Regions from separate parts of the Mus musculus genome. Here region 1 is linked to region 2. The links are chromatin contacts, found by Hi-C or POLR2A ChIA-PET in ENCODE. All regions are on one chromosome and are shown on one strand. Each heading gives the region's core, a stretch centred on a gene start or an enhancer-like site at or near the end of the contact. The rest is flanking DNA. Distances are from core to core; before and after follow the strand shown.

Evidence for each region. Hi-C counts contacts between places; a loop is a spot of excess contacts on that map. ChIA-PET counts read pairs that join two places held with the same protein, here RNA polymerase II (POLR2A).
Region 1: a map of heart shows a loop between it and region 2 (2.0-fold over the local background). The contact joins the enhancer-like site here to the promoter of Kcnk2 in region 2. A Hi-C loop is called at or near these places in 2 of 37 maps with a recorded cell type or tissue (both heart). POLR2A ChIA-PET finds 5 or more read pairs at or near these places in 1 of 5 experiments (embryonic stem cell).

What each region holds. Positions count from the first base shown.
Region 1 is chr1:189,571,458-189,577,486 of GRCm38, forward strand. No RefSeq gene overlaps it. Among named protein-coding and RNA genes, the nearest start is that of Gm30088, 45 kb to the right of the region's middle. Within about 2 kb of position 4,199, at least 1 of the 3 ENCODE cell types and tissues checked has a DNase peak (open chromatin) inside an H3K27ac peak, as active enhancers do; it is heart, where a contact is called at or near this core.
Region 2 is chr1:189,340,624-189,346,918 of GRCm38, forward strand. Kcnk2 (potassium channel, subfamily K, member 2) reads right to left here and starts at 2,730. Exons shown (of 7, transcript NM_001159850.1): 1 at 2,420-2,730. The coding sequence starts at 2,465. It overlaps A430027H14Rik (RIKEN cDNA A430027H14 gene), which reads left to right and starts at 2,428. Exons shown (of 3, transcript NR_165462.1): 1 at 2,428-2,717; 2 at 3,336-3,482; 3 at 3,844-4,269.

The sequences.
Region 1 (6,029 bases), core at 2,949-5,448, 230 kb after region 2:
CTGGAGTTACAAGAGCATGTAAGTCTCACAACAGGGGTCCTGGGGACTGAACTCAGATCCATGAGCAGTCTATGATCTGAACCCCTGAGCCATCTCTCCAGCATCGCCCCCCATATAAAATAGCTTATTAAAAAATAAACTACAATCCCTCTTATCCTGCCTTACTGCTTCAGCACCTAATACTACCTAATTTACCATATAGGGGTGTGTGTGTGTGTGTGTGTGTGTGTGTGTGTGTGTGTGTGTTTATATATATATATATAATCTCACATATATATCAGCTATTTGTATCCTGCCAGCTCCTAGTGGGCAGGAACTTGATTTGCTCCTTTCTATGTATAGGATAGGGTCTGACAACAAACACACACACACACACAAACACACACGTATATTTGAATGCACAGACACACATATATGCATGCATACATGGTAGAGAGACGACGGTCTTTGCAAGGACTCATGGAAAGAAATAATACTATGATATTTCTTCCTTCCTTTGGGGTCTCTTGTCACCTTCCATTTCCTGCCTGGGCAAGGAGGATTCCCAGCCATAGTCACTCCACAGGAACCCTGGACATGTCATATAACACAATAATTGTCATATAACACAATAATTGTCATATAACACAATAATTGTCATATAACACAATAATTGTCAGCTGCCATACTATCTGGACATCTACCAGTTAACTAACATGCCACCCAGAGAGATTATCAAATTAATACATATTTAGTTTTTGGTTTGGGTTTGGGTTAGTTTTTTTTAATGTGTGTATTTATGTGTGATATATGTTTGACTGTCTGTCTGTGGGTATTCATACATACCTCTGTGTGTGTGTGTATATGTGCATGTGTATGATGCCTGTGGAGGCCAGAAGAAGGCATTAGAATCTTGAAATCCCTGAAAGCTGAAGCAACAGCAGTTATGAGCCACCTGCTGTAGGTACGGAGAGCTGAACTTGAATCCCCTGCAAGAGCAGAATCATAAATAATGTGGACTAGAGGATGTTTAGCTGTGAGCCTCAGGCTGTTCTGTGTAGGACAGAGGCCATGGTGAGCAAAGTTCTCATAAATGACCGTTGTGGAGCAATGTGGGGAAAGCAGTAACAAGACCCACATCCTAGCAGATTGACAACTGTTCTCCAGGCTTTTATGTCCTTCTGGAACTCATCGTCTGGAAACAGCATCTTTGCAAATGATTACAGTCAAGTTGAGACTGATCACACCAAGTAGGGATGGGCTTTCAACCCAACATAACTAAGTGTCCTTGTACAAATGAAAGAACCTGGTAGAAAGAGACAGGAAAACAAAGAAAACACCTGTGACAACGGAGTGACAGAGACTTGGGTGACAGAGTTGTGCATCAGAGAGCGCTTCAGGCTGTGGTGGCCTCTGGAAAGCAGGGGTGATGTGGGGTGGATTCTGTCTCAGAGCCTGCAGAAGAAGCTGACCCCGTGGGCACCTTCAGTTTTATCTTCTGGCTTCTTGAACTGTGAGAGCTGTTTTCAGACTCTCTGCTTATGATACAGTTTTATGGCAACACGATGAAATAAAATAAAATAACACGGTTTATGGGCAGCAGGAAGTGTGAAGGAGAAAAATGGAAGCACTGAGTAGGGAAGGTTGCCACAGTACTGCCTCCATGCTAAGGTAACCCAGAGGAACAGAGCCCGCCCGAAGGGAAGGCTGGGAGGCAGCTCAGAGGATCAAAAGCTTGTCATGCAAGCATGGGGACCTGAGTTCAAAGGCCCAGAGCCCACATAAAAGCCACACACATAACCTTGACAACTGTAGTCACTGTGCTCCTATGGAGAGAGAGAGACAGGAGGGAGAAACAGAATAGCCAGAAACTGCAAGATCAGCTAGCCTAGAGCTCAAAGTGGGAGCAACAACAAAGAGAATCTGCCTTGATGACAAAGAGGGCAAGGACCCATGCCTGAAGTTGTTCTGATGTCTATTTGCACACCATGGCATGTGCACACCTGCACTCATGTGTACAAATGAGCTCACACATCCTACAGAAGCAGGGTGGCCTGAGGGAGGCACAGTGGCATATGATAACACCGAGAGAAAGCATCCCGGGCATAACAAAAAGCCTCGCAGTGGCTCTCAGTCAGGAACCACACATTTGACATCTGTTAAGGAAGCTGAGGTGGCTGGAGAGGGGGAACACAGTAGGGGAGCAGAATGAAGTGAATGAGCCCCAAGAGGTCATGGGAAACCAACTCATGGACTGTTGTGATATCCGCCATCACTCTCAGGAAGAAAGGAAGAGACTCTTGGGGACTTAGGGCCATGGAACATGTGAATGGAAAGATCTGGCTACCTTTTAATCAGATCTCTGGTCATTGAGAAGATTCTGATATGGACAGGACAGAAGTGGGTGAAGTCATGAAAACCCCGATGATAACCAAAGTGGGAAATGATGGTGGCTTGGAGCACTGTAGGGACTCAAGGCTGTGTTTGTGCTCAGACTCAGGATGTTTCCATAGATATGGCCATTGAAACTGTGGGTCAGATGCAGGACATGAGTAGAAAAGAGAAATCAAGTATGGAGCCTAAGTGCTTTGCCAGAGGACTTGGACAGATGGCCTTTACTAAGATGGGGCTCAGAGGGGCATCATTTGGCCTGGCACTTGGGCACTATGGGGGCCAATGTTGACGGTTGATTTGATGGGATTCAGAATCACCATGGAAACACATCTCTGAGTTTGTATCTATGAGAAGATTGTCTAGATTAGGTTAACTGAGGTGAGAAGATCTGTTCCAAATGTGACTGGTACCATCCACACAGGCTGGAATCTGAGACTCCATGAAAAGTCGGAAGCCAGCTCAGAGGAAAACTCTGTTGCTCTCTGTTTCCTGACTGTAGGTATACTGTGAGTGGGCCCTGGCGCTCCTTTAGCCTCCTCCACCACCAGAGACTGTAGCTCCTCAAACTGTGAGCCAGCCTTGCCTTTCCCTCCCTCCCTCCCTCCTTCCCTATTCCTCCCTCCCCCTTCTTCCTCTCCCTCCCTCCCTCCTTCCTTCTTCCTCCCTCCCCCTTCTTCCCCTCCCTCCCTCCCTCCCTCCCTCTCCCTTCCCTTCCCTCCCTCCCTCCCTCCCTCCCTCCCTCTAGGTGCTTTTGTCAGGCACTGCCCAGCAGCAGAAAAAGAAGCAACTAACACAGGCATAAGAGATGGGTTGGGAGAAGTCTTAGAAGAAGATTCTCATTTAGAACTTACAGGAATTCGGGTGACACTCCTGGTCCATACATTCAAGACACCCCTGCATGGTGCTCCTAGGAAGCTCCCAGAAGAAGGGATGCAGAGTCTGGCGAGGCACGAAGATGACTTTGCCCCTCCTCCCCTGTGAAATCTCTTCTCATAGGAAGAATAACAGAAAGAGCTCGCTTGCTCGCAACAGCTCAGTGTTGGAGACTGTTGTGGTTGTTATTGCTTAAGCTCTCGACTTAAAAAGAAAAATGAGTTCTGTAGCCCATGATGTCCAAATGCAAGAGAATAGAAAACTAGTTGGTTTTGGGGGTGGGGCGGGATTTGAAATGTTTTATTAGATTTTCTTTATTTACAGGTCAAATGTTATCCCCTCCCCTGCTTCTATGAGCGTGCTCCCCCACCCACCCACTCCCGCCTCTGTGTCCTGGTATTCCCCTACAATGGAGCATCGAGCCTTCACAGGACCAAGGGCCTCTCCTCCCATGGATGTCGCCAAGACCGAAAAGTCGTTTAAAAGGTGAAACATGAGGTTTAAGTTCATTTTACGAACCTTGTAGTCTGAAGGAAGATGAAAAGACCATGCGTGAGGTTGGCCTCTATGGGAAACTTCTAGATCACATATTTTTTTAATAATATTTTTACATTTCTTTATTGTCTATGTGAACTTCCCTTCACGTGACTGTCAAGGTCAGAGGGCAGCTTGTAAGAGTCATTCTCTCCATGCACATGGGTTCTAGGGCTTGAACTCGGTCACCAGGTTTAGCAGCCGCCACCTTTGCCCACAAAGCCATCTCACCAGCCCTGAGTCACATTTCATTACTATCTCCCTCCTAGAAAACTCCAAAATGCACAATTTCAAATCAGTTAAAGGTTTGTGCCGATGAATGGACTCTAACAACTGAACTGTTGGGGGCTGGGTGCTCAACTGTCTATAAGGGAAGGCAGTCCCCTGCTCCACAGAGGCAAGCAGAGTCCTAGCAGGCCTGCCCCTTCAGCTCTCCATCTGCGAGGGAGGAGTGAGTCAGAGCACAGAGTCCCGAGCTTTGCTAATGGTCCATCTCCATTTGGTTCTGTGAAAACCTGCACACTCTCTTCTTTTCAGTCGTGTCTTCTGGGACATCCTCTTTGGCCTTTGGAAATGAGGAGGAGTGACAGAGCCTGGGCAATACTGACCTTCTTACAGTCTTATTACCCCGTCTTTACAGGAGTGTTCCTGACATGACATCCTTGTCCAGGAAGGTCCCCGAAGTTCAGCCTTTCCTGAACCACCATTATGTCTGAAATACACTGCTGGGTTGATTTCAATCCTAATCTGTGTTGGCTTCCGGGGTAAGGCAGGAAACCAAGAGAGCATGTGGAAAGAATCCTTCAGAGTCTCCTTGGGGAGGGAGCTCAGCTGATGACATGCTTATAATCCCTGGGACAGAATCTTTTTGTCCGAGGACCTGCCCAGTCCCTGGACATGACTTTTCCTTGACAGATATGGACAAAGATCTACTCACCGCAGACATGGCGCCATTGACAGACCAAGGAAATAATCCCATCCAAGCCTAACTTGTAGCAATGTGTTTACCGGGGTTTCCTATGGGAGAATGGACGATTGGTTCCTCGTGGCTCTTCCACAAAAACATGGGCAACACTGCAACTGCATCACAAAACAAGACCATCACAGAAGAGGGACAGGCTCCTGAGAGCTGCGTCCAATGACCTCCCTGAAACCCCAGAGGCTGGAGAATCTCCTCCTTGCCAGCAGCTATTCAATGCTTTGCATCCCCTCCTAGGGTCGGGTCAGGTCAGCTTGCAGTCTAGTAACTTCCTTGTGTTTCACGAGCCGCCCCCTTCCTCCACTGGGGAATGTTTCAATCTAGAGGAAACAGCTATCTAACTGCAGCCCCAAGAGGCTTTCTTCCCCCTAGAGTCAGAGACTCATTGAATATTTTAAATATTTCAAGAACAGCGTGTATGTATTCAGCTGTACATAAAAAATGCATGGATTTCCTCAGGAAAACACAGCCTCACTGAGAAAACGACAGAAACAGAGTCCTTACGCATTGCAGCAGAAAGCCACCCAGTGAGTAGACATGAGGACGGCTGAACATAGGCAGAGAAAGACATAAATTCTGAGGAAACTATATCTGCCACGGTCAAGACTAACACCAGTCTAACAATGGCAGCCTGGGCTGACTGCTCCATCCAGATGCACACTCTAATTCCCGGAACACGAGATGGTGTCATCTTCTCAGCTATAGCAACTTTGTGGGTGTGTTTGAGAAAGGGAGGTTCTTATACTGTAAGTCTTACAAGACAGGAACAAGAGGGCTAGAGGGTGGCTCAGTGGTTAGGAGCTCACACTGTTCTTCAGAGAACCGAGCTCTACTCCCATTACCCATGTCAGACAGCTCACAGCCACCTGTAACTCCAGTTCCAGGGGATCCAGAGGCCTCTTCTGGCTTCTGCAGACCTGCATTCATGTGCAAATACATGTGGAAACACATATATAATTAAAAATAAATATTTTAAAGGCAGAAGAATCCACCAGGGAGACGGGGAGACAGAAGGGGAGCCAGGAGACCTTTGGAACCTGAGATTCACCTACTTGGTTTTATTACTGGCTTTGAAGGTGGAAGAAGGCGCCACCAGCCAAGGAATACAAGATGCCCCGGAAGCTTAGAATAGCCCTCAACTGACAGGCAACAAGAAAACAACCTTTCTGCCTCAAAACAGCAAAAACTGAGTTTTCCAACACTCCAAATGATCCTGCAAACCAGATTGCTTTCCAGCCTTGAGAAAGGAACATAGCCCTAAGGACATCTC
Region 2 (6,295 bases), core at 1,480-3,979:
GGTTTTCAAATTTCTTAACAGAGAAGGGATTGCAGTCGCTGCAGCTCAAGATATCCTGCATATTTCCTGGTGGGAACAAACCACTCTATTCATACCTGGCACCCATCTTCCAAAGTGGGCACATTATGAAACACGGTTCTGCCATCTCTAATATGCTTGAAACACAAAAGGAACTGCTAACTCTTGAGTCACCACAGCCAAGACACAGCAAAGCCCCCCACTTCACCAGCAAAAGCAAGAAGAAAGCAAGCCGGTGGGCTGGCTTACATCTTAGTAGACCTTCCATGCTCTGCATAAGGCTAATTGCTCCATTAGAGCTCCCAGATACTGTGAGGTGACTCTAAGCCCATCTATTATTTATCCCAGCTCTTCAAAATCATCATTAATGGCTTTCATTTTAGAAAATACAAAAGCTATTCGATGGCCACTTGTGGAGGGGGGAGATAAGCCAGTCATCACAAAATATTTGATCGGAGAGGCAACAGCAAACAATCATGGGTTATACAGGATGGTTGGAACTTGGGGATAAACACCTAGAGGAGTCATCCATTTAAAGCCCATCACTTACATATAAAAAAAAATACGCCAAATTACCACCATGTGTGTAATATAGGTTTCATAAAAACATAATCTAAAATTTGCTTTTCCATAAGCATATTACACATCCCCATGGAACTGCACCCTGCAGCTCCAGAAATTACTCAAGGGTAAGACACTCATAAAGAGCATGAATTTGCACACAGCTGTCTAGCCTGCCCTCTTGCCTAGCACTGTGTGCTGCCAGTGTGAGTTCCTAAGGTTCTCCAGTTCCCCATCAGAAAGACACTTTTCCAAACAGCTAGTTGATGAGCTACAGGACGAGAGTTGTCCAAAGGAGGCAGATGAAGGGACCTCCTCAAGCAGCCAAGATCGAGGGAAGTCCTCACTTAGAGATGATGAAATCAGAGCAGGCGTGAGGAATCAGCCCCCACCTAGCCCAGCAGCAGTGCTCTGCATAGAGACTCCAGGGTCAGCTGCAGCAGCAACTTCCTAAGTGAGGCTCAGCCCACCACCTACCAGCGTGACTGACTCCCTTTCTGCCAATTCACCTGTTCTGATTACAGCCACAGAGAACAAGGCACTTTTGCTGTATTGACAAGGGCAAGGACACTTGAAATAAGCACTCAGCCAGATGTTGGCTGTTTGGATTTTTAAGAGCTGTTAGAAGTGCTTACAGCAGTTAAAAATCACCATCACCTGTAGCCTCATGAGGACTCAGATTCTGACTAAAATAAAATAAAATTGAGCCCCCCAAAACACCAAAAGACCCCCCAAAAACAAACCATCACAGCAAAGAAGCCCCACAGCACCTCTCTAAGCAAAGGTCCCCCACTCCCCAGAGGTACTGATTTTCAGAAAGCTTTTTCATAGAGAGAATTAGAAACCACCACCAATGTTACCCAGCCCAGCCTGAAATTCCTCCAAGATACTGTCATGATGCACTTGGTGGGGGGAGAGAGGGCAGATATGGTAATGTATTTTATTCTTTTATTTTCTCTCTCTCTCTCTCTCTCCCTCCCTCCCTCCCTCCCTCCCTCCCTCCCTCCCTCCTCCCTCCCTCCCCATTCTCTTTCTGTGTGTGAGAGACCATAGTGTGTGTGTGTATATGTATGACCACAGTGTGTGACCAAAGTATGTGTGTGTGTTGGGCTGATAAATTTCTTGAAGGAGTTTAATTCTTTTAAGCTATGTCCTTATATTTAATTAGCAGAAACAGATAATGCACAATTGGCAGACTTAATGGATAGAATCTGGTGGCATACAGAATAAATATTTTAAAAACAAAACACCCCCCCCCCCACCCCGCGCGCGCGCCTTTCCTGAACCCTATCTAATCTAGATACTGGATTCCCAGCCTCTACTGTTCGGTGAGAGGCGAGGCAGGTCTTTCCACACACCCTTCACACCATCACTATCGCTCCCCTCCCCCATGGTCCTCCTCTTTAAGCTCCTGGTCTCTGGTCCTCATCCATAATCGGTTCTCCCGCCCGCCAGCCACCAGTACCCCCAAAACAGCAGCAGAAACAAGCTTTTAATTGTTTGCCCCAGCACTACTGCGTGTCCCCCATGCAATGGGCAACAAGTGTGATCAGGGCCACCGTGCAACCTGCTTGAGGGCTACTCTCTAGGGCTGACCCTCCTCTCTGGAAACTGTCTTAAGCTGCGCCAAACCAACACCCGAGGGAGGCAAACGCAAAAACCCCAGGCACCAGCGGAAAAGCGCAAGACGGAGCCAGGAATGTATGCGTGCTGGGGTTGAGGTCACCAAGCCCGAATCACATCCAACCCACAGAATGGAGAGGAAGATGAGAAGCTAGGGGACCTGCGTTGCCCTCCCGGGAGAGCGTGCGCGGGCCAGGATGGATGCCCAGGGTCTCACCTCCTGCAGTATAGCCGGGTCTCTCCCGCGAGGCGCTGGCAAGCATGAGGCATGCAGCATTCAAAATGTTTGTTTGTTTGTTTGTTTTAACACAGACTTGGTGCTTTTTTCTTTTCTTTCTCTCTCTCTCTCTGTTTTCTTTTCTTTTCTCTTTCTTTCCTTCTTTCCTTCTTTCTTTCTTTCTTTCTTTCCTCTTTTCTTTTTCTTTCTTTCTTTTTTTTTTCTTTTTTGTTTTTACCAACACGCCATTGTACTCACTCCTTATTCCAAGACGGGCTGCGCGCTCCGAGCTGCACGGGTAGGCATTTTCCCCGGCTTTGTTTTACAAGGTGGGGAGAGCGGGGCTGGAGGCGGGAGGGGTATAGAGGGGGGAGCGTGAGAAGAAACGAAATCGCCGGAAGGAGAGGACACCAGCGGTGGCAGGCTGGGCAGAGGGCGAGGCCGAGGCCAAGTTGGGATCGGACGACGACGCCCCCGCGCGCGATGGGTCACCCCGATTGCGTGGCCGCCTGGGGTCCCGCGCGGGCCCTGGGTGCGCTCGGCCCTTGGCTCCGTGCGCTCGGCCGGCGGCTGGGCTCTGCCCCGGGGCTCAGCGAGGGGGTGATCACTGCAGCCCGTGCGGCCGAGCACCCGGGTGTCTTTGTGCCGCGGCCCTGTGCAGCCCCTCTCCGCATGTCTTTGTGAGGCGCCCCGCCTGGCTCGAGCCCCGCCGGGCGCCCGCAAGGTGGGGGTGTGGCCCGGGGTGGCCCGCCTGGCCCGTAGCACCACTCTCCCCTCGCCTCGCCGCTCTTCCCTCCTTTCCGAACTCCCTCCTCCTGCTCCTGCGGTGTCCCCGCCCGGGCTCGCCTCCCCGCACACCCCTCCCAGCCCTATGCGCGTCCGCGTCGCCCCAGCTGCCAATGCGTCCTCCCCGCAGCGCCCTCGGCCTGCCTCCCGCTCGAGCCTCACCTGCACCCATCACCCAGCGTCCTCCTGCCACCTCTTGCTCTAGCTGTCATGCATGCGTCTTCCATGCCTTCCCGAATCCAGTCCGGGTGTCAAGAGAGACCCCAGATCTCTACAGGTGAGTATCTTCCTCGCTAGCGCCCCTCCACCAGGGTGGCACAGAGATACCATCCCGCTGCCTTGTGAGCCTCAGAGTGGGGACTGCAAGAGTATGGTGCCAGCTGTTCCAGGCTACACTGGGGAAGGGTTAAGCAATAGTCACAGCACTCTCAGGGCTGCTTGATTTGGGCCTGGAGTTCCTGAATCCGAAAGGAACTGTATGACTGAGTCAGGGGAGGATGGAGGGAAACAGACTACATTCTCTGGAACAACCTGCCATCCCATCCCAAGGCTGATGCTAAGGATGCTGAATGCTGTGGGCGTGGGCAGATTTTGTGGGGCTGGAAGACACCAGCCCTCAGGCTGAACTCGTTGGCCAGCCCCTCCCCAGCACTTGGAGAACCCCAGCTTGGGCGACTCTATCCAGACACCTTGGCTGCACTCTTGGCGACAAGAACTGATTTGGAACAGAAGTGGCCTAGAAAGGGCAGGAGATTGGATGGTGCCTTCACTCAACATGGAAGAACTTTAAAACTGCCGGCCCTCCCTCTCCAGCTTTGCCAGCAGGAACTCCCAGCTGACCTCCACCTTCTGCCCCCAGCACCTTGCACACAGTCAGTGTTTTCCCAGGGATCTGAAGGACGCCACAGACACAGCCTTGGCTGTAATGTGAACCTCTTAGGTCGTTTACAAGACTCTCCAACATCAATGATGGTTTTTTTTTGTACTTGTTGTTCTATTTCTGACTCTAGAATAGTCCCAGCACCTGTTCTGTCTGATGAAATAAAGCATCCATCTTGCTCCAATTTAAGCACGTTTTTCTTGACTCCTAGTCTCAAAAGTAACTTAAGTCATTTAAAAATATATGAGTCTGATCTCACTCCCAGACTTAGACCCTCCCAGAGCTTCTAGGTCATAGGTCATGCTGTTGCTTCATCTCATTGGCTCATTTCACTGCAGGCCTGTCTGGGCCCAACAGCCAGATTCTCCCAACACACACACATGCACACGCACATGCACACACACACACACACCTACTTTATAGGACTAAAGGATTACTTCAGTAGAATTCTGTGTACAGAATCTTCCTGTGTGCAAAAGTACTTGCCCAGGGGATTGATTTTAGGGGTTTGGCTCATACAACTCCTAAATCTTGCAAATCCCTCTGGAATCCCAGAGCAGTTACAGCCCACTGGAAGCTTGAGGTACAATTTCATTGACTCCAGGAAGTCTCTCTGGCTCCCGTGTGGGTGACGCCCACCTACGTGTCTAGAGTAATCTTGAGCTAACTCCACAGATAAAATGTCTTCACAGCAGTCCTGTCATTACAGACAAGCATTCGCCAAAAACTTCCATGCTGGGTGAGATTTCTGGAGAGTCCTAGTCCAGCATCTTACCACTTGTTCTTCCTGGTGTCATCTTTGTCACAGACTATCCTGTGGGCTCTGGGAGAGCTGACAACGGTCCTATAATACCCAGGACTAGGGAGGCGGCCAGGTTCAAGGAGGGCTGACAATGATAATATTAGCATTCTCCTCTCCCCCCCCCCAAAAAAAATTCTGAGCAAGGACACCCAACTCATATAGGGAATGGGGCAAATTCTCCAACTTGAAATCATGTTTCCTTATATGCCATTTTGCTGCCAGGATGAAATGACCCCAGACTATCCTTCCTTTCACTCAGTTTCTTTCCCTCCTTCCTTTCTTTGCTTTCTCTAATTTGTTACAAACCTCTGTACACTAGGAGATTGGTACCCCTGTGTATTTCTGTACACCATTGCTCCGTAGCTCCATGCCTCCATGCCTTCGTGTCTCCATGCCTCTGTGCATCCGTCCCTCCAGGGCTCCATGCCTCCATCTCTCCAGGGTTCCAAGCCTCTGTCCCTCCATGTCTCCATGTCTCTGTGGTTCCATGTCTCTGCCCCTCCATGCCTCTGTGCCTCCATGTCCTCATGGCTTCACAGCTCCATGGCTCCGTGGCCCCGTGCCCCTGTGCCACCCACACTTGAAGACTCTCAGTCTCACCACCAATCCCAGTACTGTGCTGCCATTCTCCCTGTCAGCTTGTTCATGTCCTATGTGTACAGGGTGCTTTGGTTGCTGTGTGGAGACCTGGGAGCAGGAGACCCGGATCATCCATTAAGAACATTTGCTGGTTTAGAAGCAGACTAAGTTCAGGTCCCAGCACCAAAATGGTGGCTCCCAATCATCTGTCACTCCAGTTCCAGGATTCCTGACACCCTCTTCTGACCCCCAAGGGAGCTGCACAAACCTGGTGCACATAAACACATGCAGGCCAACACTCACACACATTGCATTAAAAATATATCTCTTAAAACAGGAAACACAGACAGAAAGGAAAGAGTCTAAGCCACATCAAATAGCAATGAGATTTACTCTGAGGAGCTAGAAGCTAATCTTCACACATAATCGGAAGGGACTGTGGGAGTACCCAAGGCACCGCTGATTCTTCCCCCATTTCCATAGCAGTTCCACAGTCCCTCCTTCAACACACCTGCCTCTTTAAGGGACTTTGTATGATAAAGGCATGCATAGGGGTGTTTTAAATATGAGGAGGACCAGATCCTGTATCACTTAAACTAGAGGAACAAGAAAATGGGGCAGACTGTCCTGTTACCAACAATCATACCTTACACTCCATCCATACCGACCGCCCGACCGCACCAGGAGTGTAACTGAAGGGCAGCGGATTGCTTCCTCGTGGTTTGGTGCTAATTGACATGCCTTAATTTCTTTAATACCCAGGAAAATGCAGAATATGTAGCGACGACACTGGGCTCCCACCAAGCCTCCTCTGGTCTTTTCAGATTAT